Linked DNA regions of Homo sapiens: region 2 is linked to region 1. A link is a loop called in an ENCODE intact Hi-C map of the cell type or tissue named here. Cell type or tissue: GM12878. All regions are shown on one strand. Links, peaks and the distances in the headings refer to the core of each region. The heading gives the core; the rest is flanking DNA. Region 1 overlaps DLG3 (discs large MAGUK scaffold protein 3). Region 2 holds the start of DLG3 (discs large MAGUK scaffold protein 3).

Region 1 (15,934 bases), core at 4,605-12,604:
TTGGCAGCTCAGTGTCTCGCTCCTGGAGCATTTGAGTTTTGTGCTGCATGTGACCTCTCAGTGGTGTGTTCTGAATTGGAGTCTCTTTCTTGTTGGCTTGCAGAGGGAGTGACATCCAACACCAGTGACAGCGAAAGCAGTTCCAGTAAGTGTGTGTCATTCCTTCCATGTCGTGTAGCTCCACTGTGTATCCCAGCCATCCTCATTCCAGTGTTGCACAGCTGCCATTGCTGCTCAGAGGCTGGTGCTTCTTTTAGCCATGTACACTTTGAGATCCTAGAAATGCTGTGGCCAGTTCATTCTCCTTATGGGTTGGGGTTCACCCCATGGATTAAAGGAGAGTATAAGCCCTATAGTGCTGGCCGGGACCTGACTTAAAAGCATCCCTGGCACTGGGAAGGGTAAACTGCCAAAGAGTAAATCCCTGCCATGGGTACTGTGGGCCATAGGTGCTGCCAGGTTTATAGATTTGCTCAGAGACCAAAAGAAAAATGGCTCCTCTAGGACACTGCCCTAAATCTGCCTTTCCAGGTCATTAGGACCTCTTTGCCTTTGGGGCCAGTTAAAGGATGAGGTAATTGCCAAGTTCTCCTTGGGAGATCCTGTGACCAGACCAGAGAAACCGTAATTCAAACCTCATGAACTTTGGGAGCACTGGTTTTTCAGGAGCTATGGTGGCTAGAAGCCTTGTAAAATCTGCCCAGGAATATTAGGCTCAGAAGAAGCCTTTTAGCAAGCATTGTGTGCCTTGATGCAAATATCACTGTTTTCCCTGGGACTGCCATCAGCCACTTTGGGACCTCCAGGCACCCAGCACCGAGTGGCTTGACGACTGTTTTAGGAAAACCTCAACATTGCTAGGCTCGACATGGGGCTCCACCAGGAAGAGACAGCAGGTTCAGCATTGCTCTTAAAGGGCACTGGGGACCTTAGCAGAGCCATGTGCCACTTTTCTGGATGCTGCTTCCAATGCAGGAGGTGGGTTGGTAGACCTTTAAAAGGGCAAAGTTAGGCTGCTTGGGGACCTGGGTGTGTGCCCTGACTCCCCTGCATGTTGATGAAGGGGACTCGGGCAAGCATCTCAACCAGTCAAAGTGTCCCTGTCATTCTTACCAGAGCAAGGGGGCTACTGCACACAGCTGACTTGTTACCTACAAGAAGAGTTCCTCACAAATTGGGGTGGTTTGGGGTGGAGGCTTCATGGCTTCTGGGCCTTGGCCCTTTGCCCAGTGATATTTCACTGAACAAGAGAACTGCTGACTCCTGTCTCAGAGCCAGTGAAGGGTTTCATGTGCTTTCTCACCAGCAGAAAACAGAAAGGATCACAGGTGGTGGCAAGGACCACCTGATAAGGCTGTGTCCTGGCAGGGGAGGGGTACGGGGAGTACTGTACAGAAGGAGGCAGATCATATGGTGCTAACCTATCTCTCTTTTTTGTTGCAGAAGGACAAGAGGATGCTATTTTGTCATATGAGCCAGTGACACGGCAAGAAAGTAAGCCTCCTCTGAGAGCCTTGTCTTCGTGCTGGTCTCCTGGTCGTGGGGCTCAATACAGTGGGTGGCTGTGGCAGCAGAGGGAGGGACCTGGAGGAGGAGGAAGGCTTGACTCATGGCACATCCAGCCCCTGGGCTCCTTCTTCTCTATGCTTCTTCCTAGTGTCATAGGGAAGGGGGTGCATCCAGTGTGCACTTCTCTCTGTGCCTTTGCCTGCTGCCAGGACACCTTCCAAAGGAGGGGGCAAATTTACAAGGAAAGTCTATTTCAGTAGATGTAGCCACTGCTAAAAGAGAGGTCCAGGTTCTTCCCTTCAGTGGCTGCTCTGCAAAAACCTTGCTCAGTTACTGGTGTCAGTGCAGAGATTTTTTCTGACTCTGTTAGAAGGGGAGCAGCTTCCGGTTTCAGACTTGCCTTGAACTTAGATATTCTCAAATTAAAGGCTCTTTGATGTCTTTCTGTTTAAAAGCCAGACAATGTCTGAGGATGCTTTACCCTGTCTGAGTCTCTGCTCCAGAGCCTCTGTGTTCTAGCCAGACTCAGGGGTAGGACAGGCTGTCTGGTGGGGGCCTCTGTTCACTGTCTCGATGCTCTCCCTCTCTAGTTCACTATGCAAGGCCTGTGATCATCCTGGGCCCAATGAAGGACCGAGTCAATGATGACCTGATCTCCGAATTTCCACATAAATTTGGATCCTGTGTGCCACGTAAGAGTCCAGGAAGGCCCAGAGGAGTGAGGCTTGGTGCCCTGGGAATTGTTGCTCTAATGTTTTATGGAAAAGGTCTGGGATCAGATTCTAGGGCTATTTGGGGACAGGGTACATTTGACACGCTGGAAAACAGTAGGTGGCAATATATTCCCCAAAAGCTGATGGGGTTGGAGAGATTAAGCCATCAGGCTTGGCTGCTCACTCTTGAGGGGAAGTTTCAGTGGTGATGGTTGAGAATGATTGGACAAATACGGAGGCCCAGCCAAAGTGGTGTTGATGTGACTCCATTAACAGTTTGTTAGGTTCACTGTCTCCTCTACCAAGTTTGGCACCCTCTGCCATGCTTTAGCTCAGGAAACCCCACCTTTCTAGTCCAGTTTAAGCTAAAGCAAATAGCCCCCTGTGTGAGACCTGGAGATTGGAAGAGAAGTAGGCCAGACAAACCGCTTCCCAACTGCTTGTTTTCTCCCACTTACTTGAAAAAAAAAATGGAGTGGCCCAGTGACCCACCCAGATGAGAATGGACCAGTCAGTATTTTTTGGTTTGGGGCGGATCACTGCCCCTGGGCCACAAAGCATTTCCTTTCTTCCTTCAGATACTACCCGGCCTCGACGTGATAATGAGGTGGATGGACAAGACTACCACTTTGTGGTGTCCCGAGAACAAATGGAGAAAGATATTCAGGACAACAAGTTCATCGAGGCGGGCCAATTTAATGATAACCTCTATGGGACCAGCATCCAGTCAGTGCGGGCAGTTGCAGAGAGGGTAAGTGTACAGGAGATGGCCTCAAAGGGGAGGCCAATGCTTATGCCAAGGTTCCACTTGGATCCTTATCCTTCCAACACAGGAGCTGCCCAACAGTGCTGCTGACCAAAGCCATAGCACATCTGCATACTCCCAGCGCCTTGACGAAGCTATCTGTCTCCTTCATACAACTCACCCCAGAGCATTACCCAACAGGGAATAGGGGGCCCTGGACAGATGTGGCCTTTTCTGGGTAATAGGAGCAAAAAGTAGGGCCTGTCTACTTCAGAGATCGAATTTCTTAGGCCACTTTGGGTGGCCCTCGTGCCCCTCCCCTCACCCCCACCCCCGGCCAAGGTGGATGTTTAGAATGTCACTGGATTTCTGCTTGGGACTTGGTGAATAGGGAGTGGCTGGGCTGTTACAATCTCTGCTTTTTCAGGGCAAGCACTGCATCTTAGATGTTTCCGGCAATGCTATCAAGAGACTGCAGCAAGCACAACTTTACCCCATTGCCATTTTCATCAAGCCCAAGTCCATTGAAGCCCTTATGTAAGTGTTGAACTGAGAACTCAGACACACCAAGCTAAGATCGGGTCTGGAAGGGAAATGGAGAAGAAAGTGATTTGCTGGGCAGAAACTTGAAAGAAACTCTGTGCCCCAGCTCTGGTCACTGGGCGCTCCTGTTTTGAGGGCTTGTGCATATGTTCATGGTTGGACTTTTGAACGCAGGTTTGAGGAGTTAGCTACGGGCCACTGCTGCTCTGAGAGGGCAGCTTAGCAGATTTTTAGGGATCCTGGAATAATCCTTTATGGTTAATCAGAACATAAGATCTGGTTCAGAACTATTTTTCTTCTGTCTTTGGCAGGGAAATGAACCGAAGGCAGACATATGAACAAGCAAATAAGATCTATGACAAAGCCATGAAACTGGAGCAGGAATTTGGAGAGTACTTTACAGGTAAGACTCCTGCTGCCCTGCGGGGGGTTCTGGGGAACTAGCCAGGTACCTGTTTCTATAAGTGTCTCAAAGAGGTGTAGACAGAATGTAGAAACCTTGCACGGAGTTTCCAGTTGCTTTTAAGTTTTTGAGCACAAACCTTTCCAAAGCACACAAGTTCCCCGTGTCCAGCCATAGCAGTTCAGCCAGTTTATAGCATAAACCACTCACCAAATGCTTCCTTGAATTGTTGGTTTGTTCATTTTGTCTTGTCCTTACTAGATTGTAGGCTCCCTGTATTACTCTGTCTCCCTCCGTTTCAGCTCCACTCCCCCTCCCCCAGTACTTTGCTTTGCATGTTTAGGTGCTGAATAAACGTTTGTTGATGATGATGATTCCTCGGTGTGCTGTTCAAGTTGTCTGTTGGGGTGTCTGTCTGTCTGTCTGTGTGTGTGTGTGTGTGTGTGTGTGTGTAAGGTCAGTTCCTGAAACATTGGGAAGGTTTCTATGTAATACGTTCTTCACCTTTTGAAGTACAGTGACATATATATACATAAATATATGCAAGGCAGTGCCGAATCCATTCTAGCTGGTGGTGACACTAGGTTAACTGTGTAAAGAATTCATAAATGTCCTCACACACCTTGGGTCTTCAGAGCTCCCTTTACCATCAGCATCCATGTCCTTGTTTGCTGGGCTGACCTCTGACATACAGCAGATGTGATGGGCCCAGGAGCGCTGCCTCTTGCCAGAAATTGTGGCTTTCAGTTCTTTCTGTGGAGAACTGCGATTTTCCAAATCTTTTAGTAAGGCTGCTTTAGAATAACAAGCTGCTGGCCTTATGGCACCCAAGAACAACATGAACTGCAAGGTCTGGCACATAGTGGGTGCTCAATAAACATCTTTTGAATAAACACATTTTTCTGGTCATTACTACTTAGTCTCACTGTCTCAGTGAGTTGACTTCAAGCCCTGGACTTGGGGTACCTTGTTGGTTGCCCTTACTGCCCTGAACACACAGGCAGCCAGCCAGTGAACCCAAGCCCAAACCCATACTCCTGGGAACATGTCCTTCATGTGAGGGGTGAGGGGGTGGAGGGGGGACTTGTAGGATTGTTGGGAGAGGCAGGATTGCTGGGTTTGGGGGATGTGCTATGGACCACAGTAATAATTTTGTTTTCCTCTTCACTTTAGCCATTGTACAGGGTGACTCACTGGAAGAGATTTATAACAAAATCAAACAAATCATTGAGGACCAGTCTGGGCACTACATTTGGGTCCCATCCCCTGAAAAACTCTGAAGAATCCCCTCCAACCATTCTCTTGTGAACAGAAGAAATCAAGTCCCTCTTCCCTCCTCCCTCTTCATTCCTGTCCCCATGGGGAGAACAAATGCTACTGTTCTTGTCCCCTTTTTTAGATATGTCAAAAAAAATTAAGTTTTCTAGTCCTGTTCTTTTTTTTTTTTTAAGTTTTTGTTTGTTTCAGTTTATTTTTTGGGATGATGCCATCTCATTCATCATGTGACTGTGCCCATTCCTGCATGGACCTTTCCCAAGCGCTAGCACAGGTGCAAAATCCATCAGAGCCATTGTTTTCATAAAAACCAAGCAGAAGTGAAGAGAAAAGAGGAGGACTGATGGAAAGACAGACTCTGGACAGCTGCACGGCTTGTGAAGTGAGCTAAATGCACCACATGATGAGATGCTCCTGGGCATTTCTCCCTATCTGTACTGCTGTCTTGCAGCTCTGAACGGTGCAACGTAATGGCGACAGAAAGTATCTTATTTATATATAGATATATATATGTAATTTATATAAAATATATAGAAATTATTATATATATATATTATACACTCTCATATAATATATATATATTCACACACATTTGGGTTAGAAAATCTATGGAGACTTCATCAATGGTACTATGTTATTAGAGAAATGCTTTAATTTTCATATTCCAATCAGATGGCATCTTCTATCCCAGCTGGTTGGGAAGGGATTGAAGATGGTAGCAAGTGCTGCACTAAGGGCACTCGCATTTGGTCATTCTCTTGAGAGCTAGGAGGGGTCAGCCTGAGGCCGGAGAGGAAGGGCTTTTGCCTGGGGTGAGAGGGTGAGAGACTTGACCTGAAAGCAGCTGCTGCCCCTGAGGTGCAGCCAGAGTCCTGTGTGCGGACAGAGAGAATGGCTAATGATGCTCCGCGTGGAATTGCCTATTGTTTTATGCCACCTGATGTGTCTGCATGAGAGGTTTCCTTTTTGTTCCTTTTTAAGCTGCTGTTAAACCAAAACCATGTTGTGCTACTGTGTCAGCCTTTTCATTATTGCAAATTTTACTTTTACTATTTAAGTGAATGCATAGAATCCAATTTGCCAAGGTTCTAAAGGCTTATGAGGTCCTGAAGGAGCCAGGCCTTGTGATGGAGTAGGTGACACAGGCCTGGTTGTCCTGTCAGCAGAAGGGAAAGCAGGGGCTGGGCTGAGAGGAGGACACGGAGGGCTCTGCTGAGGTTCCTTCCTGGGTTCCACCAACAGGGACAGGGAGTCACTTGCCTTCCAGTTCTGTGCTGGGATGGCGGGACAGCACTTGGCTTGCTTGGCCAGCTGCGTCATGAGTTTGATTTGGTTTTTTTTTTTTTGCAGCTGCTTCATATGCTCTGCTCCAGCCCCTCCCCAACAGCTGGTAGCTTATGGTTTCTTCAAGAGGAAAGTAGACTTTATGCTGTACATTTGAGCTGTAGAGCTAAGATTCGCTTACTGGTGAGCTGTGAAACCTTGTTGCTTTTTCCCAGAGTCTGATGGCAGTGACTGTGATCAAGGGAATCTTCACCGCCACAAGTGCAGGCAGCAGGTGTGGTTCAGGTCCCCCCCCACCCCACTGTGCTCCTTTGAAGCCAACGTGCCTCCCTCGCCTCCATACTGGAGGGACGACGCAGGGGAGAACAGAGAAGTGCTTGGCCCTAGGATTGAGGCACTTGTTTCCTAGCCCGCTGGGTTAGGGCTGGTGCAAGCGAGGCAATGTTGAGGATGCTTTAAGCACTACCAGCCGAATCCGGGAACTCTGTTAACAGTTGTCCAACCAGCAGAATGAGGCTAACTGTATAAAGCATGGGACCCAGGATGAGGATAAGGAAAGGACAGCGGCTTTCCCTGGGCAGTACAATGGCTTGAAGGCAAAAAGGGATAAAGTGACAGCCGACTGTGACTCTGGTGAGGAGGGGTGAGCAGGGAGGTTGATTCTCTGATGTTAACTAAGTGGCAAAGTCTCAACCGTGCTCAGCCCTCCCCCTCCCAGGGAAGAGAAACAAAGATTCAAAGTAAGCATGATACTAGTGGGTTTACCAGTGTTTCTTCCAAGGAGACATATATTTTTTAATAAACGATAGTTGCAATGAACTGTGGCTCAGAGACCTTCTTAAAGTAGTTGAGAAGGGAGGGCGTGGGCAAAGCAGTGGGAAGAACATCCCAAACTTTTGGGGGCCAGAGGGCTCTCTCCTTAGTGATGATCAGCTAGCCGAGCTGGGCCGTCCTGGGGATCGGTACAGCTCCCTGGGGTGGTGACAGGCCCTTTGTGAAAGTTGTGTGCTTGGTCTTCCACCCCAGCCCCAGACACTGCTTCAAATAGCACCAACCAGATGGGAGTCCACATCTGTGGTGGCAAAATGCTGACATTTTCCCAAGAGGTACACAAGGTGGGAGAGGCCTGCTGTAGCAGAGGTGTGTGTTAGAGAAAGCAGGGGCCTGATTTAGTAGCAGAGAACTGGGTGAGAAAAATGGCCAGAGAAAGTGACCTGCCAGCTACCAGTGTTTCCGAAAATGAGGGTGGGATGGGCCCATTTGCAGAGCAGGACAGCAGTCATCCCCATAGCCCTCTGAGGAGGGGAGGGATGCTTAGAGCAGGCAGTTCTGGCAGTTCTGACGTGGCAGGTGCCATTGCAACTTGTGCGGAGGAGTCTTAGGAAGTGCTGTCATAATTCATAAGGTCAAGAGCAACATCTGGATGAATGAGCCACCTGAAATGTGTGTGGGCTGAGCCACAGGAAGGGTGAGTCCTCTTGCTTGTGGTGCTTTATGGTGTGCAGGTTGCTTGCTTTCCCACATTCTCTCATTTGCTTGAAGGCAGCCTAACAAAAGGGAGTCCCCAAAGAGCTCCATGAGAGCTTAAGAAAATTCATCTCCTGAGGACAAAGAGAACAAAGATCTGTCCTGTGGTCACACTGTTGAGGCTCTGTCTTCACAGCTGATGTTCTCCTAGTGGAGGTACAGCTGAAGAACATTCAGCCCCAGCACGAGAAGATACAGAGCAACTTGGAAACCCCAAAGGGAGACACACCCTTAACACTGCCGTGCTGTGCTGTGCCGTGTCCTGAAGGAGGAGAGAGCCCTATCTCCTCCTGGTTTTGTTGCTGACATTGCAGCTGATCATGCCTTGACTCCTTCATCTCTAACAGAGGAAGAACTGTATTATCAAACCTTATGGTCTACCCATGAATAAATAAAATATTTGTTCAAGCACAAATGACCAGCTTTGTCTTAAGTCGAAAGTGCTTCTAGAAATCAGCTAATGAAAACAAAATCCTTACCTGCAGCAAGTGTGGAAGTCGAGTAGCTCAAGGGCGGAGCTAAGAAAGATGCAGAAGCAAGTGGGAGTTGAGCCGCAGGTTTGGGAGGAGCCTAGAGGGGAGGGGAAGTATCCTAAGCAGGCCAAGGCCAAGCAAAAAAGTGGGACTGAGAAGGGGTGCCAGCTCAAGCAGAAAAGCCAGCACTAAAGGCCAGTGGAGCCCTTTCTTCAGGGATAATCCTTGCTTAATACCAACCACTGCAATTAGGTGAGAAAGTGTTGAGAGAGCTGGTAATTTTCTCAAGGCAAGCTGACGAATTAGCACTGAAGTCAAAAGCGATCCTGGATGCCCGACAACCTCAACCTGGGCCTTGGAAGTGTTCATTCAGTCTCAGCATTCCCGAGTTTTGTATTTCATCCCTGTTCCCACCTAAGATTTCATGGCCTTGATTCCACTAGTCCTTTTATCCATCTCCAGCCATTTCCTTGGCACCTCTAGGACATTTTATCATCATTGCAAATAACACTCTGAAGCTCAGATTTGTTTCCTCAAAAGGTTCTTCCCCTGTCACTTCCAAGAAATAGTATTGGCTCCTGCATACCTCGGTTCCTCCCCAGTGAACAGGGTGTCGATACCTCATTGCTTTGCCAGAAAATAGCAAAGCTTCTTTAACAAGCCCCAGCTAGATTTTATCTGCAGAGCTGTTCCCATTGTGCACAATGTGATGCCCACTGGCTTCTTCCATGTTAGACCGAATGAACTACCCGTGTGGCCTTCCCTCCACCACCACTGGTAGTCTAAGCACACGTACCTAACACTTTGAAGAACTGGAAAGCGGGTGGTTTGAGAATGGGCTTCAGACCTGCGTTCTCCCAGTGAAGAGCATGTGTGAGAGGATACTCTGTTGTCTGGCCTTCCTGTCTGCCTATGGCCAGTCCTGCCCAGGCTGACAGAATCATCTGCCTCACATGCCCTACCCTTCCCATGGGTCCTGCCACCCACAGGGAGAAGTTGAAGTCCCAGCTCCTTAGCATAGCCCTTCCACCATCAGGCCCCAGGCTTTCTCTCCTGTCTCTTCTGCTGTGCCCCCTTCTGTTCTACGCATTTGAGTTCCCTGAATGCACCACAGCCCTGGGTCTTGGCTCATCCTTTTTCTGTATGCCCATAAATGCCCTTGCTGCTGCCCCATCTTGCTTAACCTGGAAGACTGTTTGAGAGACCGAGGGTAGGGGAGAGAGACAGAGAGACAGGGTCTCATCTGTCACCCAGGCTGGAGTGCAGTGGTGTGATCATAGCTCACTGCAGCCTCTCTACCTCCCAGGCTCAAGTGATTCTCCCATCTCAGCCTCACGAGTAGCTGGGACCCCAGGCGTGTGCCACCAGGCCCAGCTAATTTTTGCATTTTCTGTAGAAACGGAGTTTCACCATGTTGCCCAGGCTCGTCTCCAACTCCTGGGCGCAAGCAATCCCCCTACTGTCTCACCTTCCCAAAGTGCTGGCATTACAGGCGTGAGCCACTGCGCCTGGCCTCCTCTTAATATCTCGAGACTCAATTCAAGAATTCCCCTCTCAGTGCTCACTTTCCTGAACCACCACCTCTTCTTCCCTTTCACCCTGTAGGTAGAATTGACCTTCCCACCCTGAGTGCTGTCTTATACCCTGTAAGGACTTTGGTCATCACTATAGCAGCTCATATTTATTTCCTGCTTGCTATGTGCTGTACGCATACTAATTCACCTGTTGCTCAAAACAGCCCTAGAAGGCAGGTACTCTTTACTCTTTTTTTTCTTTTCTTTTTTTTTTTTTTTTTTTTTTTTTGAGATGGAGTCTCTGTTGCTCAGTCTGGACTACAGTGGCACTATCTCAGTTCGCTGCAACATCCGCCTCCCGGGTCCCAGCGATTCTTCTGACTCAGCCTCCTAAGTAGCTGGGATTACAGGCGCGTGCCACCACGCCTGGCTAATTTTTGTATTTTTAGTAGAGATGGAGTCTCTCCATGTTGGCCAGGCTGGTCTTGAACTCCTGGGCTCAAGTGATCCACCTGCCTCGGCCTCCCAAAGTGCTGGGGTTACAGGTGTGAGCCACCACGCCTGGCCCAGTTACTCTTATTATCCATGTTTTCCAGATGGGGAAACCAAGGCACACAGCTAATAAGTAGCAGAGCTATGAGCCCAAAACAGGCTGTCTGGCTGTAGCAGCTGTGCTCTTCAGCACACCAGGCCCAGGCTGCATCTCACTTTGCTCTGCTTAGAACATTTTCTTGCCCCATCTCTTTGCATCTGTCTTCCTCTCCTAGACTCCTCGTTGAGAGCAGAGACTATGTCCTGTTCACCTTTATACCCCCCGCACTTAGTACAGTATCTGGCACATAGTAGATGCTTGGTAAAAGAAAAGAGCTGCACTGGTCTTTGGCTCAAGCTTGGAGGGAAGTGATTTGACCAGGTCCAAACCTGTGGCGAGTGTGAATTATTTTGGTTTGTTTTATGGAGAGCTTCTTTTCTGAAGCCACTGCCGCTTCCTCTGGGATTTCACTCCATCATTATGACTCCTCTTTTTCATCTTCTTCATCCATTTCTGATCCTTTATTGCTCCTTCCCCTTCTTTTCACTCTACTGTCTTCTCACCCAGGGTTGAACCTTTTACCCGCTCTGCTCTCCTTTACTACCATCACTCGTTTATGCAACACAAGTTGATCAAGCATCTAGAAGCCCTCAAAGACCAGCCATTACCTTCCAAGCATGAAATTCCAAGACCCTAGACGGGAAAATGCCTTGCTCTCCCCGATGACTTCACTTCTCTCCCATCCTGCCCCACCCCTTCCATGGGCTCCTCCCACCTACAGCTCGGTTCCCTCTGCTCTCTTCCCCCACCCCTAAGTGCTGCCATTGCTCTAGTCACCCAGGTTTAAGCCCTGATCTCCCCACTCTGGTCATCATATCCGATCTCCTACCAAAATGTGTGGATTATTTGCAATGTCTTTTCAATCCAGTCCTTTGTTGTCATTATCACTGCCCCTACCCTTGTAGTGACAAGAGCTACTTCTTGGTGAGCACCTGCTGATAAGCATTGTGCGTGGTGCTGGAAAGACAATGGCAAATAAAGCCTGTTTTCAAGGGGCCCATCATCTAGTTGGGGGCGGGGGACAGCAAAGCAGGAAATGACTAAATACATAAGTACACATTTGAGTGAATGCCATGAAGGAAGTACATAGGATACAATGATAGAGGCTAATACTTAGAAAAGGTGCCCAGGGACAACTTCTCTGAGGAGATGAAATTCAGGTTGAAACCTGTGAGATAAGCAGGACCAGCCTGGTAGGGGAGGGGACGTGGGTGTTGGGGAGGGAAGTATTTCACACTCCACTGGCCCTAATCTGCTTGTCCAGCATTATCTCCTGATACTTCTCTACAAACCAATCTAGACTCTGAGTTTTTACCCATGAGCAAGACCTCTGTCTGGAGTGTTTTCAGTCCCCATCTCTTATTTAATGAAACCCTTCAAGCTCCAGCTCAAATGTCACCTTCCATGATCATGTCACTGATCATGGCAGAGGAGCTTCCCCTTCCCTCCTTTTGAACCGCTCTAGCAGTTGGTACTGAACACACTCTGTTCTTGCATGGTAGCAATTTGTCAATAATACACTCTCCAACCAGTCAAAAAGCTTCTAGAACGCTGGGGTTGTATCTAGTGTATCTTTCTATCCCTCACAGCACATGCCTTGAACATGATTGATACTCGATAAATGATTTGTGAATGAACTTCCCCTTTCTGAGCCTCACTATCTTACTCTAAAACATGAGGAAGTTAGACAAAGAATCTCCAAAGCCTCTCCCAGCTCCCACACTTAATGATCATGATAAAGTAGTAGAATTCTAAAGGGCATGTGCTATGCCGAATCCCTCACAAAAAGCCAGTTCACACTTTTTGTGAATTTGCAGTTAAAAAAACCAAATGGTGACACAGATGACATAAAAGGCTTAAACAGAGCTGTCAAAGAACATGGCGCTTGAGCACATTCGGTTTATACACAATCAGACACTACAGACGGACAGGCTTGGTGCCTGCTGTGAAGAAGCAAAGAACACCTGGGACATGCATGGACTGGGACCAGGGGAAATGGCTTTTTCCTAGCTGGGCAGAAGGGTCTCATTCCAGGACAGCAGGACAAAATAGACAACTTTGTGATAGAATCACTTCTTTCAGTCGGGCAAAGAAATGGTGCTAGGGAAATATGGGAATGGAGGTGCCAAAAGTACCACAAGATGGAACCCCTCCTAAGTAGAGTTGAAGTGCCCCCAGTGGCTCCTGCTGAGAGGCATTTGAGATGGGTGGGAGGGTGGTGTGGGGGCTGGGCACATGGGAGCATAGTCATAGGTGGGAGACATAACTAGGAGGTGTGGAAACTGCCCCTGTGCGCTGCAGAGTGGAGTAACCAGGTTTGTCTTTTAGTTGGAGCAATTGCTGGCTTTGTGGCTGTTAGAATCAGTGGAAGCTTTTCAACTATCATCTTTTCTTGAGGAAATAAAAAGGCTCGCAAACTAGGTTTGCAAACTGCCACCCTCTTCTGGCTTATCAGAGAGGTTGGGAGAAATGCAAAAAAAAGGATAAAAAAATAAGGAGGTAAAAGTAAACAGATCCTGCTGTTAAGTAGAGGAATGTCAAAGGAGGAAATGACAGACACATGCTTCAGGGTCTACTAGAGTTCACGTCACTAAGGGGTGAATTGGGTCATTCTACAGAAGAAATAATAAGAAGCAATAGAGGAGGTAAAGGGGAATAAAAACCAGAGTCAAGAATATGAGTAGAAGACAAAAAAAAAAGAGAGAGAGAAAACCCCTGCATGACTAGAGCTGCCCTATAATAATAGGCCGGAAGCCTTTCCAGGAGGCAGTAAATAGAGATCTGGAGAATGAGAGAATGAAGAGAGAAATGTCAAGATTTAGCGGTGGCAGGTGACCCTGCCAGACAGCAAGAGCAGAATAATGACAGTAAACATTAGAAAGCGCCTGTTCTGTGTCAGGTATTACTCGAAGAGCTTTGTGTGTATTTACTCACTTTCTCTTTACAAGTCTGTGAGGGTAGTTGTGGACATCTTATAGATGAGGAAACTGAGGTCTGCAGACATTTAATAACTTGCCCAAGGTCATATAACTCCCAAGTGGGAGAGCAAGGGTTTGAACCCAGACAATTTGGTTCCAGTGTGGGTGCCTGTACTCTGCTGACTTGCCTAGTTCTGCTGCTACTTTCCACCTTGTACTTCTTTGTTGTCTAGCTTCTGCTCTCTCACTACCCCACTGAAATTGTGCCTAAAAGTCAATATGACTTCCAAGTCACCAGATCTTTTTTTTTTTTTTTTTTGAGACAGTTTCTCACTCCATAACCCAGGCTGGAGTGCAGTGGCACGATCTTGGTTCACTGCAACCTCCACCTCCCGGGTTCAAGCGATTCTCCTGCCTCAGCCTCCCGAGTAGCTGGGATTACAGGCACCTGCCACTATGTTGGCCAGGCTGGTCTCGAACTCCTGACCTCAGGTGATCCACCTGCCTCAGCCTCCCAAAGTGTTGGGATTACAGGTGTGAAGCACTGCGCCCAGTCCCAAGTCACCAGATCTTATGCCTTCACAGACCTCATACCTACCATGCCGGGCTAACTTTTGTACTTTTAGTAGAGACGGTTTCACTGCAGTTGCCGCAATTCAATTCTTCATTACTTCCATTCATTCAACCAACACACAATTCAGCCTTTCTGTTATATTTGGCACTGTCAATTATTCTCTCCATGTGTCAGACCCTGTGGATACAATAGTGAGCAAAACAGATATGGCCTCTGCCCTTACAGAGTTTACTGTCTTGGAGCTAGTCTGATATTAAATAAATAATCACACAAACTGATAAGTGCTGTTAATGAAAATTGTGGACCTTTATAAAAGGGTGACATAGGGCCAGGCACAGTGGCTTATGCCTGTAATCCCAGCACTTTGGGAGGCCAAGGCGGGTGGATCACAAGGTCAGAAGTTCGAGACCAAATTGGCCAACATAGTGAAACCACATCTCTACTAAAAATACAAAAATTAGCCAGATGTGGTGGCAAATGCCTGTAGTCCCAGCTACTCGGGAGGCTGAGGCAGGAGAATCACCTGAACCTGGGAGGCAGAGGTTGCAGTGAGCCGAGACCGCACCATTGCACTCCAACCTGGGTGACAGACTGAGACTCCATCTCAAAAAAAAAAAAAAAAAAAAAAAAGAAAACAAAAGAAAAGAAGAAAGAAAAGAAAAGAAAAAAGGGCAACATAGGGAGATTATAGTGGCCTCCAAGTTAGTCTTCCTTCCTCTACCTTCTCCCTTCTCCAATCCGATTTACCCAGTGTTGCCCAGGTTAATACTCCTGGGGTCCATTTCTGACCCTGCCACTCCTAAGCTCAAACTCCTTCAGTGGTTTACACAATAAAGTCTAAACTCCTTAGGTAGATATTCCAGACCCTCCATAGTCTGCTTCCAACCTGCCTTTTTAACCTCTTCCCACTATTCCCCTTTAAGGACTCCATGCTGCAAATACACTGAACCCACTGCCCCTCACACAAAGCTATGCACCTTTGCCATGCTTTTCCTTTTGCCTGGAATACCTCTCCTTTCCTTCCTTATGTCCAAATCCTATACATCTTTAAAACCCAGTTCAACCTTCTCCACAAAGCATTTTCTTCTTCTTATTATTATTATTTAGAGATGGAGTGGCTGGAGTGCAGTGTCGCGATCTTGGCTCACTGCAAACTCCACCTCCTGAGTTCAAGCGATTCTGATGCCTCAGCCTCCCGAATAGCTGGGATTGTGGGTGCACACCACCACACCCGGCTAATTTTTGTATTTTTAGTAGCGACGGGGTTTCACCATGATGGCCAGGCTGGTCTTGAACTCCTGGCCTCAAGTGGTCCTCCTGCCTCAGCCTCCCAAAGTGCTGGGATTACAGGCATGAGCAGTGACTGGGTGCCCTGCCTGCAAAGCATTTCCTTATTCCCTCCTTTGGAATCTCAGTACTTTCCCCCCACTTTCATAGCACCCACCCTCTATCTTTAATATTGTAATCATTCTAATACAATAAATGGAAGCCTAACCCCTTCCCCTATCAGACTATAAGCTCATTGAGGATCTAAACCACAGTTATTCACTGGATGAATGGACAGATGAATGAATGAATGAATGAATGAAGTTGGTGACTTCCTGATTGATGATATGGAGGGAGCTGTAAATATGCAGACATAACATGACTATCGCCTTTGATCATGTATTTTCATTGCCATTTAACAAAGAGCTGTGGGAAACCCATCAAGTCAAACAAATGCTGCCCATCTCCACCTTCCTCCACCTCTTATTCTAGCAGTTGTCCCTCTTGTAGGGATGAGTGGCTACACCAAAGGGGACATGGAAATGATCTTCAAGGACTATAAAGTTGTGGGCAGAAAATTCAAGGACTTGGGGGACCA
Region 2 (14,924 bases), core at 6,660-14,659, 61 kb before region 1:
AGGGGCCATCAGGGGGAGATGGGAGGAGGTGGGTTGGAGGTGGGAGGAGAATCACCTGCGGCAATGAAGGACTCGCGGGAGGCTCGCGGGAGGCCCGCAGGAGAGCAGCCACCTCGGGGGCGTCCGGAGGCCGGGCGCGCGGTGCAGGGTTGCACTGTAGCTCCACCTTGTGGCCGCCCCAAGAGGAGGGCCGCATCCGTCGTCGCCGTGACGTATTTGCTGAATGCCACCTGTTTTCCGTGCCGCTTGGGGACTCGTGTCCTTGACTCAGGACTCCGAGGGCAAGGTCCGATTTCCACAAGTTTTCGCTCCTCTGGGCTGCGCGCAGGGTCCAATTTCCGGCCCAGCCTTCCCTTGGAGGAGCAAGTTCCCCAATGTGTTTGCGGCTCGGGAGTCCCTGGGCTCCGCAGCTAAGGTGGCCAGTGCGGAGCTGACGGAGGATGAAGAGTCTAGTAGAAGAAGGGAGGGGCTAAGCCAAAAATGGGGACAAGAGGGGCTCTGTGGTGACCCCACAGTCTTCCGCCACACCCACATTCGACCTAGTTCGTATCTCCACACGGAGGGAAGTAGAACTAAGGAGTCGGCCAGGTAGGGAGGTCGGGTTCTCGGTTCCTCCTCTCTCGCCAGACTGGGACCTGGGGCAGCACTGGCATCCTCGGGACAAGACCCGCCCCCCACCCTCGGTTGCCGGGCAGCCGCGGGAACTACAATTCCCAGTGAGTCCCCGGCCATTTCCGGTATCTGGCTGGACGCAGGCGAGTTTGAATCCGTGTTCCCGCCCCCTTCTCCCGGGCCCACCCCTTTCCTTTCTGGCCGCCCCGCCCTCTCCGTGCGCATCCCTGCACACTCCGGCTCCGGAGGCCGGCCGCGCCCACGTACCTGACCTGCAGCTGGCGCGGTGGGCGGGGGTGCCAGCATGCGACGCACGGGGAGGCTGGAGGCGCGCGGAGAGCGAACGCCGCAATCCGGTCCTGGTCCTGGTCTTCCTGGGAGTCCACGCCGCTGTGTACCGGGCAGGTCTCTCCTACACTCTGCCTTTTCGAGCAGCATTTCCTTACTTTTCCTGGTTCCCGATCCATCCCCTCTCTTTCAGGCTGGCTACCAGCCTTAGCTCTAGGGCCCCCAGTCTGCCCGGTACTGCCGGGCTGTCACCTCTCAGCACGTACCTCCTCCCCCATCCCTACTTTTCTGTCCCTTCCCAATCGCCCAGTCTCTTCCTCCCCTCACCTCCCAACCTCACCCTGAAGACCTCCAGCAACTCCATCCCTGCAGCCCCAACCTCTCAGCTCTCACACTCTCAGCTGCGGCCCTCTAAACCCAGCGTCTGGCCCCCCAACCCAGCGCCAGCCTCTGACCCCTTTCTCCTAGCCCCTAGCCTTGGGTACGCAGCCTTGAGCCTGCCACCGGAAATCCTCACTCTCTTCCCAGGAGAACTGGACAGCTAAAGCGGTTTAACCTATAGGCCCTGGGCCCTGGGCTGGAGACTGACACTGACAAAAACTTAAGGGCGGAGGACCCGGGGGAGCTGCTCATTGGGGTTCGGATGTAGTTGCTCTTCGTTATTTTTAGCTGCTGACTCACAGCTCCTGGCATCCGGGTTTGGGGCTAGCAGGCTGGGCTAGGGGGCTATTAATAGAGCAGGAGCACAGCCCCGACCCAGTTCAGTTTGGAAACACAGAGAGCAAGAAGCGTCCCCTGCCACTATGCCCTGTGGAGATGTGGACTGAGCAGTGGCTGGGCCAGATGCTGTCTGGATGCTAGTTACCTCACCCTGGTATCTCTACCTTGGAACTCTTGAGGGAAACCCCACGAGGAGACTCCTGGGCACAGCTCTCCCCTAAGCTCGCCATGGCTTGGGGCTCTGCCACAATCAAGCTTCTGTTGTACTAGCCGAGAAGGCAGAGATGCGTCCCAAGTGGAAAGATTGTTTTGGTCATGGCCTTGGCCTGCCTGGACCCACTCCTGGGCCAGAATGCTAGGTTACTAGAAGGAAAAGCTATGGATTTCTGGTCCCCCACAGCCTTCATAAGGATGGAGTGCTTCAGCATGGTCCTAACACAGGGGGCACAGAGCTGGGGATCCCCAAACCAGACACAGAGCTCAGAAGCTGCCAGATTCTGTGCTTATCACACCCCCAACCCCGCCATTCTTTTTATTTCTTTCCATTTTGTTGAGCTCTGTCCCAACTCACAGGGATTTACAGACCTCATGATCTCTCCCTTGTCTGGAGAGAAACCGTATTCATGAAAGCCACTGCTTGTCCCCAATGAGGTATGAATGATCCTTTATATATTGTCATTCCCATTGACCTTTTTATTTTAATGGGCTAACGTAAGAGTTTCCTAATGTATACATTGGGAATCGTGAGGAAATCTTGATGGACTGATCAAAATTATTCCCACGCAAGCTCAATTTTCTAGAATTCCCATTGACTAAGGGTGCACACCCACAACAATGCTCCTCCCCTCCTTGCAAATCAGAAACTTCCACCTTCATCGACCCGAGTCTCCAGCCCCCAGATGAAACCACATTTGGGGCAAGAGTGATCGTTTCACCACGCACAATATGGAGGTCACTCAGTGAAGCTCTATTTTCAAGAATGAGCCCAGCTTATCAGACAGACAGCAGCAGACCGCGCGGTCCCAACCCCGTCTACTTGCTGAAGGAGCCGGAGTGGCGGTGGAAGGGGAGATAAATGGTCTCTCTGCTTGAAAATCCGTTCCTGAAGTCCTCCATCGCCTGGTTGCCTAGCAACCAGAGCTGCTTGCAGCGGTGTGGGGCGCTTTTGGTCCGTAGGGGGCGACTGTCTCCCTGGGGTCTCAGGCTGGAGCCCTAGCAGTTGGGAGGGAGGTTCCCTAGTTAAGTGTCACAGTGTCTCAGTGTGGCTGACCTCCTCCCAGCCTTGTCAACCCAGTCCGGTCTGAGCGGCAGGGAGCCTATGGAATGAGGAGAAGCCCACTATGAGTCTGAAGGGATTTTGCTCACAATCATTAAAAATGAAGAGAGAGAGGGTGGGAGGAAGGGAGGAAGGAACCTGTTAAAGGGGATAGGGCAAAAAAGGGGGTAAGGAAGGGGCCTGAGGAGGGTAGTTTGACCCTCTCCATTCAGTCGAGGCTTATCAATGCTTATTTTTCAATCAGAGCAGTTCAGAGGTTGAAAGGAGTCTAGCAATCTCTATTGACAAACTGTTAAGCATATAAAAGACTAGGCTCCTGGGTTACCAGCCTAGCCTAGATTTGGTCATTAAGGAAGATATTCATTCATTCATATGACCATAATTAACACTAACCCACTATGTACCACGTGGTGTGCTAAGTGTCCTACATTTAACCCTCACAAGAACACTGTGATTATTTCCTTTTCACAGATTACAATACCAAGTCTCAGAGAGGTTAAGTAATGTCCAGACTCACAAAAATAGTGACTGGATTGGGTCTGATTGAGCAATCACTGTGTGCCAAGTCTAGGAGTACAGAAAACAATACATTTCTTTTTTCTGTCTAATGAACGCCCAGTCACCCTTTGGGACAAAACTGAAAATATCATCTGCTTTGTGAAACTTTTCTTAAGTCCCCTTCCCCCCAACAAGCAGAACTGATAACTTGCTTTTCTGTACACCCTCCTGAAATACCACTTTTCACAGGTATGGTAATGATCTGCTTCCATATTTCCATTTCTTTCACTTTGAGCACCTTGGTGGCAGGGCCTGTGTTCATCTCCAATTGGACATCTAACAAACATCCCAAACTCAACATGTTCGTTTCTGAACAGCTGACCTTTTCCCCCAAAAATGACCCCTCCTAAAACTGTCCTCATCTCAGTTGATGGCAATTTCACATTTCCAGTTGTCCTGGCAAAAAATCCTTGGAACCACACCTTGTATCCAATCTGTCAGCAAATCCTGTCAGCTCTCCCTTCCAAATACACCCAGAATCCAACCACTTATCATCTCTGGTGCTACCACACTGGTCCAAGGCACAACCACCTCTCAGCTGGATCACTTCAGCAGCTGCCTGACTAGTCTCACTGCTTCCACCCTCGCCCCTGTGGCCTATTCTCTGCAAAGAAGCTATACCAATCCTGCTAAACCCAAGTCACGTCATGCCAGTTCTCTGCACGAAACCCTCCAATGGCACTCCATCTCTCTGAGAGGAAAGCCAAAATCTTTTCAGTGGTCTACAAGGTCCTACACAATCTAGTCCCTTATTCAATCTCTGATCTCGTCTCCTGGCGTTCTCCCCTCCCTTACTCTGTTAAAGCCACTTGATTCTCCTTGCTGTTCCTTGAGCAAGTCGGATGCACTCCTTACCAGGACCTTTGCACTCCTTACCAGGACCTTTGCACTGGCTTCCCCCTGCATGGCTCACTTCCTCACCTCCCTCAATTCTTTGCTGAAATGCCACGTTCTCAGTGAAGCCTACCCTGACCAACCTATTTAAGATTCCCTCTATTTTAATTTCCAGTTTACAGTAAATACAGGGTACAATAGTCCTCCTTTATCCATGGGGAATATGTTCCAAGACCCCCAGTGGATGCCTGAAACAGCAGATAGTACCAAACCCTATATATACTATATTATTCTGAAGTGATAACCAAGATGGCTACTAAGTGACTTATAGGTGGGTAGTGTATGCAGTGTGGATACACTGGACAAAGGGATGATTCACATCCTGGGCGGGATGGAGCAGGACAGCACAAGATTTCATTACATAACGGCATACTATTTAAAACTTATAAATTGTTTATTTCCGGAACTTTCCATTTAATATTTTCAGACTGCAGTTGACCATGGGTAACTGAAACTATGGCAAGTTAAAACCATGAATAAGAGGGAGAGTACTGTATAAAGGAACGAGATAAATGACACCATGAGGAAAAAGACAAATCCAAAACAATTGACTGGCACTCTTCAAAAACTCGATGTAGTTAATTTTTTAAAAAAGATGGAAGACTTCCAGTTATGGACCCAGTTAGAGTAGACACACTTCTCCCTATTCCTCACACTAAGTACAGCTAAAACTCTGGACATTATATATAAGACAAACATAAGAAGACTATGAAAGAAGAGGAAGGGGGCAGACTAACTAGGAACCCCAGTGACCTGAACTCGAGGTGATGAGTTCCCTGGGTTTTCTCGTTGTATCAAATATTCCAGATCAGGTACTGGAGAAGCCAGCAGCCTGGAAATGCCAATGGGCACAGACAAAAAAAATGCAAACACCAGTAACTGGCCTATTCTCTCTAGCCATAAGACCAGGAAATGGAATTTAGCCAGACAGAAAACTCTTAGACAATAACCACCACTGCAACCACACACCACAGAAAAAAAAAAAAAAAAAAAAAACTGCAGCTGCACCCAAGCCAGCAAAGGCCAAGTAGATAACCCAGATTTTCACTCTGGCCAGGCTCCCCCGTACTCTCTGGGGTAGTGTCAGAGAAGGCTGAGTAGAGAGCCTAAACTTCCATCCCTGAGGGGTAACAAGAACCCCTTCCTGTTGGGTGGTGTCAGTGTCAGAGAAGCCTGGTGGTGAGTCAGGACTTTTACCACAACATATCATTTGATGAGGCCATTAGCCTCCCTCTCCTCCCCTCCCAAAATCTCTCCACCTCCTGACTGTGGTGTTAGTGGAAGCCCACCTGGGGAACAGTAAAAAGGCACTTCTGCCCCTTCCAGCTAGAGAGGCATCAGTAGAGGCATAGTAGGGAGCTGGAATTTTTACCCCTGCACAGTAGAAAGGAGAAGCCTCCACCACACATACCAACCAAGACCAAGGAGGGAAATTGAACTTGAACCTCTACCCGGCAGTAACCAGGCAGTGGCCCTTTCCTCTGATGAAAATCGTGTCAGAAGAAGCCTACCAGAAACAAAAGATGTAAATGAAATCCAGAGTCTCATACTGTAATATCCAAAAATTCCCAGGATGCAATAAAAATCACTCTATATCTAAGCCCAGCACCTATAGTCCCAGTTATTCAGGAGGCTGAGTTGGGAGAATCACTTGAGCCCAGGAGTTCAAGGTCAGCTTGGGCAACATAGTGAGACCCTGTGTCCTTTTTTTTTTTTTTTTTTGAGACGGAGTCTTGCTCTGTCGCCCAGGCTGGAGTCAGTGGCGCAATATTGGCTCACCGCAACCTCCGCCTCCCGGGTTCAAGCGATTCTCCTGCCTCAGCCTGCTGAGTAGCTGGGACTACAGGCACCCGCCACCACGCCCAGGCAATTTTTGTATTTTTAGTAGAGACAGGTTTCACCATATTGACTAGGCTAGTCTCGAACTCCTGACCTTGTGATCCACCCGCCTCGGCCTCCCAAAGTGCTGGGATTACAGGTGTGAGCCACTGCGCCCAGCCGACCCTGTGTCTTAAAAAAAAAAAAAATTCACTCATTATACCAAGAACCAGGAGACCCTCAATTTGAATGAGAAAGAGAAAGATTTCAACTACCTGACAAAGATTCTAAAGTGGCCAACATTAAAAAAAATGCTTCTATGAGCAATCTATGAGCAATTACAAACAAGGTTAAAACGAATGTAAAAAATAGTAAGTCTTGGCAAAGAAATAAGAGATATAATGAAGAATCAAATAAAATTTTAGAACAAACTATAATAACCAAACTAAAAAACTCAGTAGATGAGCTCAAAAGGAGGATGGAGAGGACAGAGGAAAGAATCAGTGAACATAAAGATAGAACATTAGAAATTACCCAATCTGAACAACAATGAGAAAATAATAGACAAAAAATAAATGAACAGAGCTGGGCACAGTGGCTCACGCCTGTAATCCCAGCACTTTGGGAGGCTGAGGTGGGCAGATCACTTGAGCCCAGGAGTTCAAGACCAGCTTGGGCAACATGGCGAAACCCTGTCTCTATTAAAAATACAAAAATTAGCTGGATGTGGTGATGCACACCTGTAGTCCCAGCTACTCAGGGGGCTGAGGTGGGAGGATCACCTGAGCTTGGGAGATCGGGGCTGCAGTAAGCTGTGATTGTGCCACTACATTCTAGCTTGGGTGACAAAATGAAACAGAGTCTCAAAGAAAAAAAAATGAACAGAGCCTCAGGGATGCTTGGGACTATAACGAAGGACTTAACATTCACATAATTGGAGATGTGGAAGAAGAAGAGAAAGAGCATGGGGCTAAAAAAAATTACTCAAGAAATAATGGCTGAAAATTTGGCAAAAGACATAAATGAACAGGTTCAAGAGGTTGAACAAACCCCAAATAGGATAAACTCAAATTCACCCCAAGGCACATCATAATCAAACTTCTGAAAACTGAAGATGGGAAACTTGAAAGCAGCAAGAGAGAAACAACACCTTACCTACATAGGAAAAGGAATTCAAATGTGGCCAGGTACAGTGGCTAACACCTGTAATTCCAATACTTTGGGAGGCCAAGGTGGGAGGATAACCCAAGGCCAGGAGTTTGAGACCAGCCTGGGCAACATAATGAGACCTCGTCTCTACTAAAAATAAAAAAATTAACCAGGAGTGGTGTGCGCCTATAGTCCCACCTACTGAGGAGCCTGCTTGGGAGACTGAGGCAGGAGGATCACTTTGAGGCCAGGAGTTTCAAGGCTGCAGTGAACTATGGTCACACCACTGCACTCCAGCATGCTATATCTGGTGAAAATATCCTTCAGGAATGAGGGGGAAATCAAGACATTCTCAGACAAAGGAAAGCTAAGATAATTTGTTGCCAGCAGACAAAGAATGGCTAAAGGAAGTTATCAAAACTTACAGATGAATAATGGAACCATTTACATGTAATGAAACTTACATGTAAATGGTTCAGAAAAAGGGATAGATAGATAGATAGATAGATAGATAGATAGATAGAGCATTAACTGGGCATGGTGGCACACACCTGTGGTCCCAGCCACTTGTGAGGCTGAGGTGGGAGGATTGCTTGAGCCCGGGAGTTTGAGGTTGCAGTGAGCCATGATCACGCCACTGCACTCTAACCTGAGTGAGTGAGCAAGACCTACTCTTTAAAAAATATAGATAGATGGATAGATACATAGATACATAGACAGAGCAAATATAACAATCAAAACAAGTCAAATTGTCGACTTGATAAGGAAGGCATACAGTGGTGTCCATTGTACTACTCTTCCAATATTTTTGTATGTTTGTAAATTTTCATTTTTAAAACTGTTGGAGAGGATATGTGGAGGATAGATATATGATAAAGCAAGCATAGCAAAATGTTAATGAGAATCCTAGGCAGTGGGTAATTGGATGTTCACTGTAAAATTCTTTGAATTTTTCTGTATGTTTGAAAACTTTCATATTAAACTGTGGGGGCAAAAAACTTGAAAAAAAAATCACAACTTGGTATCCTCCCCTACCATTCCCAATCCATCTTACTGTGCTCTACTTTTTATTTTTTTCCATGGCACTTATCACCATATACACAGCAGGTGTATATGCTGAATAATGTTGTTTTCTTCAACATCATTTTGTTTTAACATTGATGAGGGGGAAAAAAAAACAACTAAAACGATTCCTGGCCAGAGCCACTGTCTGTGTGGAGTTTGCACACTCTCCCCATGTATGTGTGGGTTTTCTCGGGTATTCCAGGGTACTGCGCTTCCTCCCACATCCCAGTGCACGTTAGGTGAATTGGCGTGTCTAAATTGTCCCAGTGTGAGTGAGTGTGGGTGTGTATGTGAGCGCACCCTGTGATGGAATGGCATCCTGTCCAGGATTGGTTCCTGCCCTGTACCCTGAGCTGCTGTGATAGGCTGTGGCCACCCTTGACCCTGAACTGAAATAAGCAGATTGAAAAATGAATGAATGGATGGATGGATGGATGGATGGATGGATACAAAGTACTGTAAAATAAAAATTTGTCAAGTAGTTGATAATCATACAAATGCACAATAAACTATGAGGTAAGAAAGTGCTCATCGAGCTCACCATATTCGTGATTGTTTGCTTTTGAACTGCATGGTGGTAGGGAGGTGCTCCTTACAATTTTCGCTTTGCATACATTTATTCCTTGATTCAACCCACCACCACTTCCACTGCTGTCACTCACTGGTTCACCAAAGGTTAGGTAATTATTTACTTGTTTTCATTAATCTTTCTATATGTATGCATAGCTCATATTTATTTCAATGTTCAATATCAGAAGTGTTTTGGGTCTTTATTTGGAAGCTGGGTGATGTTTTGTGACCAGAAATATGCTGTAGGAACTTAGCTCTTGTTTATATTAATTAGCCTGTGGTAAAATTGGTTTTGTTATACGTTGTTTCACTTAGTCCCAGTTGCCAAGGACCTACCAATGATGTTAAATGAGGACCTACTGTACTACATAATTCACTTATTTATTGTGTTTATTTTTGTCTGTGTCCTCTCACTAGGAGGTAAGCTCCCCAAGGGCAGGGATTTGTTCTGTTTGTTCTGTTTTATTTTGTTTCCTGCTATATCCCCAAATCCTACAACAGTGTCTGGCACACAGCAAGTGTTCCACGCATATTTGTTGAATTAAGAATGAATCTCTGAGGGCCGGGCACAGTGGATCACACCTGCAATCCCAGCACTTTGGGAGGCCAAGGTGGGTGGATCACTTGACGTCGGGAGTTCGAGACCAGCCTGGCCAACGTGATGAAACCCCATCTCTACTAAGAAAATACAAAAATTAGCCGGGCGTGGTGGCAGGAGCCTGTAGTCCTAGCTACTAGGGAGACTGAGAGGCAGGAGAATCGTTTGAACCTGGGAAGCTGAGGTTGCAGTGAGCTGAGATCACGCCACTGCACTCCAGCCTGGGTGACAGAATGAGAATCCATCTCAAAAAAAAAAAAAAAAAAAAAAAAGAACCTCTGTATCCCTAATACCTAGGTCAAGGTCTTGCACAGAGCAGGTGCTCAATGAATATTTGCTGAATTGAACTGAGATGTAAATTCTGCAGGAGAACTTAGAATAGACCTGTCGTACTAGAGTGGTTCACAGCGTGGACTCTGGAGTCAAATAATCAGGATTTGCATCCTGATTCTGTCACTTCCAGCTGTGTTACCTAGCTGTGTTAACATCTTTGAGCCTCAATTTCTCATTGGTAAAATGAAGATAATAATAGCATCAGCTTGGTAGGATTTGGGTTTGCGTGTTATGCACTTAGGACTTTGTAAAGACCCAATAATTGGTAGCTAAAAACAAAACAAGAACTGCAAAAAAGATAGTCTTTCTTGTATGTCATCCTTCCTCCATTCCCCCGACAAGCTGAGCCAGGAGAGGGTAAGGAGATGTCCTTGGACAAGTATTCCTAAGCTCTATTCCAGACCCATAGAAGGGTTTCTCTCTCTTCAAATCCCTTCTTACCTTTTCACCTGTCCTGGACTTTCATCTTGATATCCTGAAGTTCCTTCCCCCATCATAACCATGCAGGGGTGGAGTGGAGGAGATAGGGGTTTGTGGGCCAGGGACAAGGACTTAGAGCTTTCTGTTAATCCCTGTTCTAGGGTTGAGTTCTTTACTGGTGATGGTAGAAGGTCAAGTGTGAGGTCACAGTAATTTCAGGGCCTAGAGACTGAGAGAACAATAGTCTTGTGTAGGAGGCATTGACAGGACAGCGGGCCTCATATGCTGCCTTCTTCTTTGGTCCCCTGTAAGAGAAAGCACCTCCCTCACCCTGCTCCAACGTCCTTTCTGTCCATCCTGCTACCTCGTCTTTACTTCTGGTGGCCCCAGCTCAGAGCAAGCCTGGGGACCCATTGAACATCTCCCTGCAACTCCCTCTTGGAAGTGGGGTGGGGTGGAGTGGGCAGAGGACAGGCTAAAACTGGCGATATAAGGGCACAAGATCGGGTGCCTGAGCTTTCTGGTGGCCCACGTCCTCTGCCCCCGCCCTTAGAGCCAACAGTTCCCTAGAGATTGGGGGAGCTGGGGCTGAGCCTGGGGGCGCCGCTGCCTCTGTTCCTTTAAGTAGCCGCTGTTTAGCATTCCTGCCGCCGCCGCTGCCGCTGCCGCTGCCTGCCTCTGCGCGCTGATTGGCTGGAATCAACTGAGAAGGGAGCCAGGGAGAGATGCTCTTGACTCCACTCAGATCCATCCTGGGGACCAGAGCAGAAGCGGTCCTCACAGCACCCATTCTCTGCTTGAGCTCCCGCTTCTTCTTTGCCGCTGGGCCTCGGCCCAGAAGCCACGACGGGCGACACGGAGCCGCCAGTGCTGGAGGGGGAGCCGTGGGTGCGGGGCAGCGTGGGGGCCGAGGCCCCGGGACGCCCGCCCGGCCCCAGGCCCCGCTCAGCCCGGGCGCCCCCACGGGTGCCCCCCCCTTCTTGGTCCGAGCAGTGTGAGTGTGCCAGGGAGCCCGGCGGCGGCGGCGGCGGTGGTGGCGGCGGTGGCGGCGGCGTGGAATCCGGCGTGGGCTGGGGGGTCCGAGCCGCGGGGGGCAGTGCCATGCACAAGCACCAGCACTGCTGTAAGTGCCCTGAGTGCTATGAGGTGACCCGCCTGGCCGCCCTGCGGCGCCTCGAGCCTCCGGGCTACGGCGACTGGCAAGTCCCCGACCCTTACGGGCCAGGTGGGGGCAACGGCGCCAGCGCGGGTTATGGGGGCTACAGCTCGCAGACCTTGCCCTCGCAGGCGGGGGCCACCCCCACCCCTCGCACCAAGGCCAAGCTCATCCCCACCGGCCGGGATGTGGGGCCGGTGCCTCCTAAGCCAGTCCCGGGCAAGAGCACCCCCAAACTCAACGGCAGCGGCCCCAGCTGGTGGCCAGAGTGCACCTGTACCAACCGGGACTGGTATGAGCAGGTATGGACCAGCGGAGGGGGGAGCGGTGGGGCAACCCAGGAGGGCTGGAGAGTGGGGGCCTAGAGGCCTGGGATGCAGTAGGGGTCGCTGGGGCTCCAAGCCTGTGGACCCCGAGCCCTAGCATTGCAGCTGGGCAAAGAGAGGCGGTGGGAAATGTGTGGTTCCCTGTGTGTGTCTGTTTGGGGGTCTCCATTAGAAGACTGGGAGGAGCCGTGTGTCAGGGGGTAAGGGCATGGCGGAGGGGCACATTTTCCTGTGTGGGGGAATTGGGTTTGTCTCAGTGTGGGGGTTTGGCAATGTCTCTGTGTCTGGCAGGGGGCGGGAGGTTCTGCGGGGGCTGTGTGTGGTGTGTGTCTCCACCGGAGGGGAGGGGAGGGGGCATGGTGCTCTGCGTAGGGGGGACATATGTGTGTGTATGTATGTTGGGGTGTGTGGAGGAAGGCAATGGAGCTGCCGTGAATCCGTGTGGAGGAGCCCATGTGCCCGGCTCGCTGAGCTTCATCCCTTGATGCCATGAGTCCCTCTCCGTCCCAGTCCCTTTGTGTGTGAATGTGCACATGGATGTGTGGAGATGTCACTCTGAATGTGGAGAGGTCTCTGTAGAGGAGGCTGCAGGGATGGCTGTGTTTGTGTGTGTGGCTACATGTATATGTGTGTGAGCATGTGGCTGCAAGAGTGTGCACGCGTGTGCCTGGTGTGTGTGTGTGAGTGTGTGTTTGTATGTGTTGTCTCTGGTGAGAGGCGCTTGACAGGCAAGGGAGGGGAGAGGAAGGAGGCGAGAGACATGTCCCAAGCAAGGCTGAGAGGCTGCTGAGAAGGACGGACTCTTTTGTCCAAGCAGCTCTGTAGTGTGTGTGCCGGGGTGGGGTGGCGGGGGGCGGGGGGAGATTTGAAGGAACTGAAGCAAGCCTCCTCGCTCTAGAGCAGGCATGGTGCCTGGAGCCGGCAAGGGGCAGCTGCCCTGGTGCAGAGACTGGCCCCAGTGGGGCATGTCCCCCTTGGGTACCTCCAGATGTGAGAGGGCTTAGCCCCCCAGCCCTGACTTGGCACAGCTTGGGAGCCCCTGGGTGCTGGGCACAACTCCGGCTTCCACTCCCAGCCTAAACTGCCAGCTTAGAAAATGGAAGGAGCATCTGTGGGAGAAGCAGCAAAATGGAGGCTGGGCTGGCAGAGCCAGGTCCCTGGCACGCAAGGCGGAGGGCCTGTCTGGTTATCCGGCTCTGCAGCTCCTAGGGTGGGGAGAGAGGAAGAGGAGGCTTTGCTGTCGAGGGCAGGTGATGACTTCCCCAAGCTGGTGACCGTTCTGGCTGCCTCTGTCCTCTGGGGATAGGATGTGCTCTCACTCAGAGGCAAAGGTGGGGACTTCCTGGGGAGAAGAGCCCTCAGTTCTGGCCTTCTGTCTGTCCACACTTACTGCTTTCCCACATCCCTTGCCTTGGCCTCTTGCCCTTTCCAGCGAGTCCCTCTCTCTCCTTTGCCCCCTCTCTGTCCTGGAGGCCTTTCTCTCGCAAACACCCTCTTATGCTTGTCCTGCCCGGCTGGGAGACAGGTGGCAATCCCAGGCTGGGCCAGTTGGCCAAGGTTTCTTTGCCAGGGCTGATCCCTGGATGGCTCCTGGCCCTGAGAACAAGGTCCTTGAGTAGGGGTGGGGGCTAGAGCGTGGACCACTGGGAACGGGAAGCCTCTGGGTACCACTGGGGCTGGGCTTGAGGCATGGCTTGTCACATGTGGGCACACATGGTACACCAAATGCACACAAGAGCCACATGGGTGTCCCTTTGCTTATGTGTCTGTTGCATGGTACTTAAGGCAGCTGTGTTGGTTTCGGGTCTCTAAGGAGCCTTCAGTTCTTCTTCCTGGGGTCACAGACCAGGGTAAGGCTGTAGCTGGAGTCCTCCCACCAACTCCCACAGCTGCAGAGCCAGCCCAGAAATGGTGGAGGCATGATGAGCTAGTCCTCTCTCCCTCTCCTCCTCTCTGCTTCTTGAAGCCAAAGCTGTGTGGGGTGGAGGTGGGACGGGGGAAGCACAGCAGGACATGTGGAGGAGCCCCCACCCTGGTTTCCAGCTCCCCACTTCTGAGGAGGAGGCTAGAGGTCAGGGAAGGGACAACATAGCCAGAGAAAGGTGGGGGAGGGGTGCCAGGGTACCTGGGGAGACAGGCAAGAGGGCTTCTCCATTCTTGGAGGTGAAAGTGGGAGCCAGCAGGCAGGTGCTGCTTGTATGTCCAGAATCACATTTTCACTTGACAAATAGATACACACATGTCCTGTCTGGGAGGCCATCTCTGTGGGTTGGCCAAATCACCCCTGTGTTTCTGACCCCTTCCCTTGCCTCTTCTTGCATGGCTACTACATATTGAAAACCATGGACTCTGCTGCCAATCAGCCTGTGGGTCACCAACTTCTCCCTCATGGGGAATCTTGTCTACCCTGCTCCAGTCCCACCCGTGGCTTTGTCTCTGACTCCTGACCAGATCCCACCCTCGCCCTTTCTGCTGGGAAAAACAAAGGGCTCAGAATCAAAAATCCTTTGGTAGAAAATGGATTAGGACTTTGACTCCTTCTGCCTATTTGAGGAATTGGGTTCCTGGAGTCCAAGAAAGAGGTATAGAGTGAAGACTCACGAGGTGCTCCAAAGTGGGGCAACTGTCCTTTTTCCCATGAGCTCTGCTGGGGTACGGGGATGAGTGACCAAAACATCAGTGGCCTTAAGAGCTTACTGTAATCAAAAGAACACCTGGATATCCTATTGCTCTGTCACTAATTCCCAGTGTGCCCTTAGGCACATCCCATGTCTTCTCTGGGCCTCCGTGTCACCTACTGTCACATAAAGGGGATAGGACAAGATGATGTCTGCTGTCCTTCCAGTTCGGACACAGTGGGAGTCTATGATCCCCCAGTCAGGGAGAACTGTGGTTCAGAAGGGGAAGGGTTATCTGTCTAGGCCACTGGGTATCCCCTATGGACACTGGGTGTGGCATGGTTTGCCTGCCATGCTCCATCTCTGCCATCCCCCTTAGGCCAGGCCTGCACCCCTCCTAGTGAACCCTGAGACACTGAAGCACAGCCTCTCGGTGAGTGCACCACTGGCTGGCTCAGTCTCAGACAATTGATCTGGGCTAAATGAGCAGCTTGGTTTGGGCTGATATGGTTGGAAGCAAAGC

The links. Hi-C counts contacts between places; a loop is a spot of excess contacts. Peaks named below come from ENCODE experiments on the same cell type or tissue, not always from the same donor. Only the 100,000 strongest peaks of a DNase experiment are listed, where the experiment ranks them.
Region 2: it touches region 1 in a loop (3-fold over the local background); 5 of 110 quality-filtered maps call a loop at or near these places.

The regions. Positions count from the first base shown.
Region 1 is chrX:70,497,077-70,513,010 of GRCh38, forward strand. DLG3 (discs large MAGUK scaffold protein 3) reads left to right here. Exons shown (of 19, transcript NM_021120.4): 14 at 1,444-1,494; 15 at 2,100-2,201; 16 at 2,801-2,973; 17 at 3,395-3,504; 18 at 3,822-3,913; 19 at 5,087-8,414. The coding sequence ends at 5,193. It also overlaps a transcript of TEX11 not described here. Among named protein-coding and RNA genes, the nearest start is that of DLG3-AS1, 49 kb to the left of the region's middle. RefSeq lists an enhancer at 11,220-11,782. In GM12878, for the core only: no CTCF peak of the experiment used is centred there; no DNase peak of the experiment used is centred there.
Region 2 is chrX:70,433,800-70,448,723 of GRCh38, forward strand. It overlaps DLG3 (discs large MAGUK scaffold protein 3), which reads left to right and starts at 11,036. Exons shown (of 19, transcript NM_021120.4): 1 at 11,036-11,759. The coding sequence starts at 11,403. LOC105373244 (a long non-coding RNA gene) reads right to left here and starts at 1,494. Exons shown (of 3, transcript NR_171576.1): 1 at 880-1,494; 2 at 56-449. RefSeq lists enhancers at 443-552, 1,413-1,512, 1,533-1,612, 1,600-2,100, 10,554-11,340 and a silencer at 703-952. In GM12878, for the core only: no CTCF peak of the experiment used is centred there; no DNase peak of the experiment used is centred there; H3K27me3 peaks cover 275 bases.